Linked DNA regions of Homo sapiens: region 1 is linked to region 2. A link is a contact called in ENCODE Hi-C or POLR2A ChIA-PET data. All regions are on one chromosome and are shown on one strand. The core of a region is the stretch at or near the end of the contact, and the rest is flanking DNA. Distances in the headings are between cores, read along the strand shown. Region 1 has its middle 27 kb from the start of NDUFB4. Region 2 has its middle 35 kb from the start of NDUFB4.

Region 1 (4,850 bases), core at 628-3,127, 62 kb after region 2:
GAGGTTCCCTCTAAAAGTTATTTTTCTACTTCTGCTAGCCAAGCAGTTGCCGCTACAGATTGAATGCTTTTGGGCCATCCGCGGGTTACTGGGTTAAGGATTTTTATTTATTTATTTATTTATTATTATTATTATTATTATTATTATTATTATTATTGTTGTTGAGATGAAGTCTTGCTATGTCGTCCAGGCTGGAGTGCGGTGGTGCAATCTCGGCTCACTGTAAGCTCCGCCTCCTAGGTTCACGCCATTGTCCTGCCTCAACCTCCTGAGTAGCTGGGACTACAGGCACCCGCCACCATGCCTGGCTAATTTTTTGTATTTTTAGTAGAGATGGGGTTTCACCGTGTTAGCCAGGATGGTCTTGATCTCCTGACCTCATGATCTGCCCACATTGGCCTTCCAAAGCGCTGGGATTACAGGAGTGAGTCACCACGCCCGGCCTAGGATTTTTGACAGGAAGGCTACGGGTTGTCAGTGGCCTCAGTGCTTTCGGGCTATGCCCTTGTTTACACTGGCAACAAGGTGGTATTGGAGTGTTACAGGGTCATGGAGAAGACCTTCAATTATCAATTATGGGTTTTAAATCTACCATGGCTTTTAAAGGAATAGGGTACGCTGTTTTTTCTTTACTACTTCTGTCTCTTTCTTTTTCTCTTTGACTTTCTGTCTCTCTCTTTCTCTCTCTCTTTGACTCCCTCTTTGTCTCTGTCTCTTCCTCTCTTTCTCTCCCTCTCTCTTTCTCTCTCTCTCTTTGACTCCCTCTTTGTCTCTGTCTCTTCCTCTCTCTCTGCCTTTCTCTCTCTTTCCCCTCTCTCTCTTCCCCCCTTCCCCTCTCTCTCTTCCCCCCTTTCCCCTTTCTCTGTCGCTCTTTCCCCTCTTTTTTCTCTCTCTCTTTTCTCTCTCTCTCTCCCCTCTCTCTCTTCCCCCCTTTCCCCTCTCTCTTCCCCCCTTTCCCCTTTCTCTGTCTCTCTTTCCCCTCTCTTTTTTTCTCTCTCTCTCTTTTCTCTCTCTCTCTCCCCCCCACTTTCTCTCTCTCCCTCTTTCCTCTCTGCTGTTCTTTCCCTGCCTCTGCCAGCTGCTTAGGCTGCTGTTCTCCAGTCTCCTTCCCCTTCCCCTGGAGGAGGGACTGGCAGGAGTGGAGCTACTCTTTCTTCCCCCAAGAAGAAAGGAAAGGGGAGTTCTGAATATTTTTCTTACTACCGGAGGTTTGTGTGAGGTTCAATTCCCCCCATCAGGATTTCTCACCTCTTTTTGAGGTTCAACGTCCCCCATGGGGATTTCTCATCTCTTTTTGAGGTTCAACCCCCACCATGGGGGATTTCTCACCTCTTTTTGAGGTTCAACCCCCCACTTATGGGGATTTCTCACCTCTTTTAGAGGTTCAGCCCCCCCATGGGGATTTCTTACCTCTTTTTGAGGTTCAACCCCCCCCATGGGTATTTCTCACCTCTTTTTGAGGTTCAATCCCCCCATGGGTATTTCTCACCTCTTTTTGAGGTTTAACCCTCCCTCATGGGGATTTCTTACCTCTTTTTGAGGTTCAACCTCCCCATCATGGGGATTTCTCACGTCTTTTTAACCTCCAAGGCTTCCCAACTAAGGAATACTTCACTGCCCCCTGTGGCTTTCTTTCCCTAGTCCTAACTAAGGAATGCTTTACTGCCCCTGCAGTTTCTCTCTACTTGGTATGTCCTAACCAAGGAATGATTTACCGCCTCGCAGCTTTTTCCTTAGTCTCGACCACCAAGGAAATACTTTACCAGCTCCTGTGGCTTCTCCTTCCTTGGTCTGTGCACAGAGTCATTGTCGCAGTATGTGAGGATCCTTTAAGCTAGGTTGTGGGCCAGTTTTTTTTTTTTTCCCATGTTGCTGAGAGCTCAGGTTATTCCTTGCACTGGGTGAGTCTTGATTTCTCACCCCTGAGGCCACCACAAGGGGGCGGGGCATGCCTCCTCATGAGAGAGAACCAGAGACTGCCCCCAGAGTGGAATGTAATCCCGGATGAGCCCCCAAATTGTTATAAATAAAGTTTTGGTGCTGCAAAAGAAATAGCACTCAGATATAACATTTTCTTTTTAATTCTCAGCAAGGCAAGTTACTTATATAGAAGGGTGCGCCCTTACAGATGGAGCAATGGTGAGCACACACTTGGACAAGGGAGGGGAAGGGGTTCTTATCCCTGACGCATGTGGCCCCTGCTGCTGTGTCATTCCCCTATTGGCTAGGGTTAGATCACACAGGCTAAACTAATTACGACTGGCTAATCTAAACAGACTGAAGGGGTGAGTGGTTCGTCGGGAAAAATGGTTATGACAGAGCATGTAATTGGAATGAGTCAGGGCAGAGTAGATAATCGGCATGAGTCAGGGTGGAGCAGGTAATTAAAAAAGTTGCTTTACAAGAAAGTTAAGTTTAAAAGTAGAAGGCAAAGAATTGAACATACTGACATATTGATTCTTTGAAAAGAAATTTAGAACTCATATCTAACACTGCCCTGAAGGGCAATCCCTCACTCTATACCTCAGCTCATCCCATTATGTTACTCAAATGTTGGGAGCCTCAGGGATTTTTCACCTCCTTTCTGTACACCTTAAGAAACCCTGATATGGCTGGGCCTGGTGGCACATGCCTGTAGTCCCAGCTGCTTGGGAGGCTGAGGCAGGAGGATTGTTTGAGCCCAGAAATTTGAGGCTAGCCTGGACAACATAGTGAGACCCCTGTCCCTGAAAAATAAATAAAACAAAACCAGTCCCTGAGTTGGACCAGGATCTGAGGTTGGAAATAGAGGGTGTTTTGGATACTGATTTGAAATTCCTAAAACAATGGTCCTCATCCTTGCCTGTGCACTGGAATCACCTGAGGAGTTTCAAAAAAATTATCATATTTGGGTCTCATCCCTAGTGTTTCTATTTGGTTGATCTGAGGCATGCTCTGGGCACTGTGAGTTATGGAGTTGTCAAAAGATCCAATGCACAGATGAACTTGAGAACCACTGTTTCTAGAGGAGGGTTTCTGAACCTCAGTGCTATGGGCATTCAGCACTACGTAGTTCTTTGTTGTGGGAGATTGTCTTGGGCATTGTGGAAAGTTTATCAGAACGTCTAGACTTTACTGACTAGATGCCAGGAGCACCCTCCCCAGTTGTGACAACAAAAAATGTCTCTAGACTTTGCCAGATGTCTTGGGGTGGGAAGGACAAAATTGCTTCTGTTGAGCACCATTAGTCCTGAGCCATTGCTAGTAGTCTGGGCTGTGAAAGACATCTCTGAGAAAGAAAGAAAGAAGGTGGCTGTTATTGCACCCTCTCTAACAAAATATATATATATATATACATGTGTATATATATGTATATATATGTATATATATATGTATATATGTATATATATGTGTATATATATATATGTGTATATATATGTGTATATATATATATGGAGAGAGAGAGAGAGAGAGATGCCAAGGGGATCTGGCAGAAAATTCTCCTGTCATTGGAAGAAACTTAATCAGGGTGCTTTCTGTTCTTTAAGGTTTTCTATTTCTAAGCAAAGAGATGGCATATTTCTTGGGGAGCATGGTAGAGGAAGGCATCTTAGAAAACGGAATTAAGAAAATGATACAGGAAACTTTCTAGCTGATCTGAGGCACAACAAAAGGAAATGAAATCTTCTTATAATTAGTATGAACAGTCTGGCTTGGATGAAATCTTGCCTCCAACTAAGGAGTTGCAGCCAGCAGTGGGGTGACAAAGTAAAAGGGCTTGGGTGCTAAGTGGATGTCAACCAGGAATGTTGCATTAGCCCTAGGAAGGCTTTGCCACCAAATTGAGAGTAGAGTGAGCTGAAATGGGTGAGAGTTGATATATGTGTATAAGAATAGTGTTAGAATGAACTCATAAGGGGAAGCCTGGGGTTTGTGAATGAAATATTTCAGTGGTTGTCTTAGTTACTGGTTGAGAGAAGAGTCCAGGAAGTACCCTAGGAGAGTGGGGAAGTGAGAGGGAAGGGAAGGATGTGAATAATGGGTGCATTATCAAGAAGTTGCCATGTGGGCACTTGGAGCAGAATTCCTCTGGGAGCTGCAGAGAGCCAGGGCAGAACACAAACCTCAGAGGTATGAGGTGACAGAGCTGCTGTATTAATCCACTAATTCCTATTTGTCATGGGTTTAAGGCTACATCCAAGGCCATTCATTCCTAAGCACTTTGGCTGAGTTCTGGTTTTGGCTTCAGGCAGAGTTGCCAGTGCTGGCAATAGAAAGCAGCCAGTTGGCACTGAATGGTGATTGCTGATGGGATGTAGGTAAGCCACTGGCAGCCTCTGCTACAGTGGTCGATTTTTAAACTTATTTTAAAGTACTGACTTCTTTGCTTAGTTAATGTTTAATTTTTAATAGACTTTTTTTATATGAAAGAATATCGGGGCCAAGCATGTTGGCTCACACCTGTAATCCCAGCACTTTGGGAGGCCAAGGTGGGAGGACAGGTTGAGCCTAGGCGTTCAAGACCAGCCAGGGAAACATGGCAAGACCTCGTCTCTACAAAAAAATAAAAAATCAGCTGGGTGTAGTGGTGTGAGCCTATAGTCTCGGTTACTCAGTACTGAGGGTGGGAGGATCGCTTGAACCCGGGAGGTTGAGGCTGTAGTGAGCTGCGATTGTGCCACCGCACTCCAGCCTGGGTGACAGAGTGAGACCCTGCCTCAAAAAAAAAAAAAAATGTATCAACCTCCGTCAGCCTTAAAGATATCTTCACCTTAGTTTTTGAGACCATGAAATACCATTGCCAGAAACCTAGCAGTCATCCCAGCCCTGTCCTTAACTCTTCTTTGAGTCACCCATTACATCCAATCCAC
Region 2 (5,302 bases), core at 1,218-3,717:
CCCAGGTTAGAGATCAGGCGGTCCTGGATTAAGCCTCCCCGAACTGAAAACCGAACAGAAACCGCAAAGCTGCATTGTTTTGTTTGTCCCTTGGTTGGGCTCCGGGCAACCAGCGCGCTGGGGTTCTGACACACTGCCTGAGCGCCCCCTGCTGGCCACTGTGCAGAACTTCACCGTCTGGGCCCAAGGTGAAATCGAATTACGTAATTTCTCGAGCTTTGCACACCCCATTTTTACATTTTTATTTATTTTTTATTTATTTTTGTATTTTCCCAAGCTCCTGGCTTCACTGAAGCCTACTGTCTAATGCCAGCGCTTGAATGCTCTGACTGCCAAGGTCCTAAGGCCCAGTGAGGGCAGTCCTGAGAGACCCAGCCTAATGAGAGTGCACGCAGGGGCTTGGCTGAACATTTATGAAACACGTGCCACATACAAAGTGCTGCGGAAAGGCCCAAAGGGATTTCATTTGGCTTTTCGTCTTCTTGCCTCAAAAGGGAGGCTAGAATTAAACTGCCCTTCTGGGGCCGGGGTGAGAGCCCTTCCCCGCCCAGTTCTGACCTTCGGAGCAGCCTTCCAAAATAAATCCCCAGAAGAGCCTCTCAGGGCACCAGCTGGCGCGCCTCCCTCTTTCCTTTCGTTATCTCTCTCCCTATTCATCTTCTCTTTCTTCTCTGCTTGGAGAGGAGAAATTGCAATGTGCAAAGCCCCTGGGGCGAGAGGGAGAGAAATACAAGTCTCCCCAAATGCCAAGCCTATGTTACTGCTAAGAATAGCCTTTATCTCTGGGAGGAAGCGCAGGAGACCTGGTTCCTGTTTCTCTCTCCCTCTCCCTCCCTCCTTTCTCCCTCTCTTCTCCCTCCCCCTCACACCAGATGAAGGTTGATTATAAAGAGGGCAGTGAGCCTGTCTTTCCTAAAGTGACTGAGACTTGAGTCACAAAGGCTAGAGAGGGGATGTGGGAGGAGAGAATGAGAGTCCAGAGGCAGGGTGGGAGGGAAGGGAGAAGGCAAGAGCAGCATGGGGGAAACAGGAAGAACAGGACACGGGAGTCTGCAGCCAACTGATTGACAGGGGTGGTGGGACCCTCAAGGAGCGTCCCTGAGGTCAGCAGTGGGGGCAACTGGGGCTTTAGGCACGCCCCCCCCCCCCCCCATTCTGGCAGGACACAGGCATCACCTTGAGGGATGGGGACAGGTTTCCAGACCTCTGGCTAGTATATGGGCTCACAGTAAGCAACTCTCATCTCCTCAGAGATTAGAAACCCAAATTATGTCTCTAAAAATCAGGTTCTTTCAGGCTGGGAGTGGTGGCTCACTCCTGTAATCCCAGCACTGTGGGAGGCCGAGGCGGGCAGATGGCTTAAGTTCAGGAGTTCGAGACCAGCCTGGGCAAAATGCAAAAACCCCATCTCCACAAAAAAAAAAAAAAAAAAAAAAAAAAGCAAAAATTAGACAGGCATGGCGACTTGCGTCTGTGGTCCCAGCTACTCAGAAAGCTGAGGTGGGAGGATTGCTTGAGCCTGGATGGCGGAGGTTGCAGTGAGCTGAGATCGTGCCACCGCACTCCAGCCTGGGCAACAGAGTGAGACCTTAAAGGTCAGAGGCACAGGGTGAGAACATCAGAAAGGATTCTCTTTCCTTTGTAATGAAGAATTAAACAGATGTTACAGTTAACTGCCTTGCAGGAGTGACCCTCAGGGAAATGGGGTCACATGCTTTAGTATCTTCATTACCTGCTGGGCCCCCGCCCATTGTTTCTTTCTTTTGTCCACCTTCCCTCCCAGCTTGCCCTCTTTCCTCTTTTCACGAGTGCAGCTTTTTGCCCACACCGTCAGTGATGTTCCCCAGCTCTGGGCTCTGGCTTCCTCCCCTACTCACCTTTCCTGTTGCTCCTGGATCTGCTTTTCCGGTCAGAGTGCTTTTGTGGAAGGAAGGGGAAGAGGATGTTGGCATATCTGCTTGGGGATCCAAATGTCTGATGCCTTGCAGATTTCTAACAGGACTAAGAGATATCTCATAGAGTTTGAGGAGAGTCAGGCTCTAGGTCTTTCTTGACTCAACATCAATCTGCAAAGCACTGCTGAAAAATTACTAGACATCTGACAGCCCGTAAGTTGTATTATCTCCTATCTTGAATAGCCCTTGTCCACTTCTACCATAGAAAAGTATTTTAGTGACTCATGAGTCAATAGGAGCAGAGGGGCCTTGGCAGGCACTGCATAAATACATATTATGGTTATTTATCACGAATGAAGATGGCTCATAAATAACTGAAACGGGCCCAGTTCTGCTTCTGTTGAATAAAAGGAAAAAAACCCACAAACATCAAAGGATAAAAAATAAAAAGGGAACGCTCTGCAGAAGATGACATTACTTTGTGTTCTATAGCTGAATAAATTGTAGCAATTGCTAAAATGCTCCTGGAGAATGATTTTAGAAGAGACCTGCTCAGCGGCCCCGAGTTGTGGGTCTGGGCTGCTTGTGACCAGCAGAGGGCAGACTTCAGTTATAAACGGAAGACTGTAGAACAGATAGTGGGGAAATGTAATTGATGGTTCAAGGTTGTAAACTGCTTATTCCATGGTGTAAATACTCACTTTGGGCCTATGCATACCCCCAGAGATCATAGTCCAAGATTCTTGATAGGTTACAAGTGACTAGATTTCAAGGAACCAGCTCTTTGTAATACATATTTATTTGTTTGTAAGGTTAAAATCTGGGCAGAAAGGGCTGGTTTTGCACAAACCTCCCTCTGGGTGCCACAAACTGCTATTTAATGTGCAGTCACCGAAGTGACTTGTCGCTGTCCTGGGCCTGACACAGCTACTCACAGCCGCATATAGTTTGGAGTAGGAGTGTTCGAGCTTTGTATCTGACTTGGAAAAGCAGGTGCTGTGTCATGCACTTGGTGAAAAAGCCCCTACTGTTGGTCATTCCTCTTTGTTTAATGAATATAGAGAAATCTGCTCCCGAGGAAACAGAGAGATAGGAATGAAGATTACTGGAAATGTTTCGTTAAGATATGGGTCAGCATAGCAACTTGACTCCTAGGTATATATCCAAGATAATTGAAAACACATGTCCACACAAAAACCTGTACACAAATATTCCTACCATTATTAACCATAGCCAAAAAGTGGAAACAACCCAAGTGTCCATTAACTGATGAATGGCTAAACAACATGTGGTTCATCCATATAATGGAATATTATTCAGTCTTAAAAATGAATGAAGTATTGATACATTACAACATAGATAAACCTTGAAAACTTCATGCTAATTGAAAGATGCCAGTCACTGAAGAGCCATATTGTATTACTCTAATTACATGAAATGTCTAGAATAGGCAAATTCATAAAAAGCAAATAAAAAATAAAATAGGCAAATAAAAAACCAGATTAGTGATTGATTGGGGCTGGGGAAGGGAGAGATGGGACTGACTACCAATGAGCATGTTATTTCTTTTGGGGATGATGAAAATGTTCTGAAATTCGATAGTGGTGATGGTTGCACATCTCTGTGACCATAATGAAAGCCACTGAATTCTACACTTTTAAAAGGTAAATTTTAAGTATGTGAATTATATCTCAATAAAACTGTTATTAAGAAAAGATTTGGGGCTGGGCACAGTGGACCATGCCTGTCATCCCAGCTTTGGGAGATCGAGGTGGGAGGATCACTTGAGCCCAGGAGTTCCAGAACATAGTGAGACCCCATCTCTATTGAAAAAAAAAGGCCGGGTGGGGTGGCTCACTCCTGTAATCCCAGCACTTTGGGAGGCCGAGGCGGGTGGATCACGAGGTCAGGAGATAGAGACCATCCTGGCTAACATGGTGAAACCCCGTCTCTACTAAAAAATACAAAAAATTAGCCGGGCGTGGTGGCGGGCGCCTGTAATCCCAGCTACTCGGGAGGCTGAGGCAGGAGAATGGCGTGAACCCAGGAGGCAGAGCTTGCAGTGAGCCGAGATCGTGCCACTGCACTCCAGCCTGGGTGACAGAGCAAGACTCTGTCTCAAAAAACAAAAAAAAAAAAAAAAAAAAAAAGATTTGGACCAAAACAGGCATTAACAGACACTACAGAAGGAAACTCAGAGCAGGAAACAAGGTGAATATAAAGAGAACATTTGACTTCTGGGACAGCCAGCCCTACCCCCTCCCAAAAAAACACTTTGGATGAGAACAGAGTAGGTTTAGTTCAGGTTAAAGACAGAGGCAGCCAAATTCAGTGTAGGAAGCAAAGAGAATTATCTACAAAGCTGTACTGACCTTGCATCTTCTCCAGCTGACCCACCTGTAAAGAGTTTACACCTCTCTGATCATGCTGGCCTTGGTAATATGGGTGCTGGTTCACTCAAGGCAAGAAGACCACATTTGAGCTGATGTCATGGTGACAGAAGGTGCACAGGGAAATAAGGGAGAATCACACTCTTCAAACCACAGTAACAAGAAAGGCTTCCCAAGCTCTCAGGAGGTGGCAAGGAAGGTGATAATAGTTAAGTCACCAGCTCAGCTACCAGGGAACTTCACGGTTACACTTGAGTTCCAAGTATATTACCAGTGACACCCAAGAGGCCAGAAGAAGCCTGTGCTCTGTTCCTTCTGTAGTAGCCACCACAGCACCTTGCGTAGGTTGGGCCTATGAGAGCCCTTAGTAAATACTTGGAAAAGGTGGAGAAATTAAGAAATAGATGAGCACACAACTCCAAAGGGCAGGGGAAGTACCCTGAATGACCGAAGCCAGGGCCAGGTGTAGCCTTGGTCAGTGCATTGGAGAGGAACTACCCTTGAATGAGAAAGATAGGAGATGCCTGCTCTTTATCAGAGCCATCCACTCATCCATCACTGGACCTGCCTGGCTGAGTTTAAGCAGGGCCATGTCTCAGGCACACTTGCACACACCCGTCTGCTATGGCATGCTTGGTATGCCTCATTTCTCGCCTTCCTCCAATTCCTGGGCAGAAACATCCTAGAAGATGCACCAGAAGATGCACTTGTCACTATGTCCTTGTCACTATGAAGATACTCTGCCTAAGAGTAGGCCTTTTAAAATTTGTGTTTACTGATTTAAAAACCAAACAAAACAAACCTCTCTGTTCTGTAACTGCTCTTGGTGATCAGGGAGAGCAATGATACTAGGGTGTGATCACATGTTTTCCAGTCCTGTGTTTTTCTCCAAGTCTGGTCCTCTGGGTGAACGTTACGCATTTTAGGGAGCCAGGGAATAGCTCTAACTATGTCTTACAAAATTACCTTAATTATAGATTCGGCCAAGAGATGGGAACTCAGTAACAACTGGCTAAA

The links. A loop is a pair of places that touch in the nucleus more often than their neighbours do. ChIA-PET counts read pairs that join two places held with the same protein, here RNA polymerase II (POLR2A). Pooled maps may share reads with other maps.
Region 1: a loop to region 2 is called in a map of K562, with 7 times the contacts of the local background. The contact joins two enhancer-like sites. A Hi-C loop is called at or near these places in 2 of 168 maps with a recorded cell type or tissue (K562 and mammary epithelial cell) and 5 of 50 pooled maps. POLR2A ChIA-PET finds 5 or more read pairs at or near these places in 2 of 52 experiments (HEK293T and activated T-cell).

The regions. Positions count from the first base shown.
Region 1 is chr3:120,621,279-120,626,128 of GRCh38, forward strand. No RefSeq gene overlaps it. Among named protein-coding and RNA genes, the nearest start is that of NDUFB4, 27 kb to the left of the region's middle. Within about 2 kb of position 1,878, at least 3 of the 41 ENCODE cell types and tissues checked have a DNase peak (open chromatin) inside an H3K27ac peak, as active enhancers do.
Region 2 is chr3:120,558,929-120,564,230 of GRCh38, forward strand. No RefSeq gene overlaps it. Among named protein-coding and RNA genes, the nearest start is that of NDUFB4, 35 kb to the right of the region's middle. Within about 2 kb of position 2,468, at least 6 of the 41 ENCODE cell types and tissues checked have a DNase peak (open chromatin) inside an H3K27ac peak, as active enhancers do.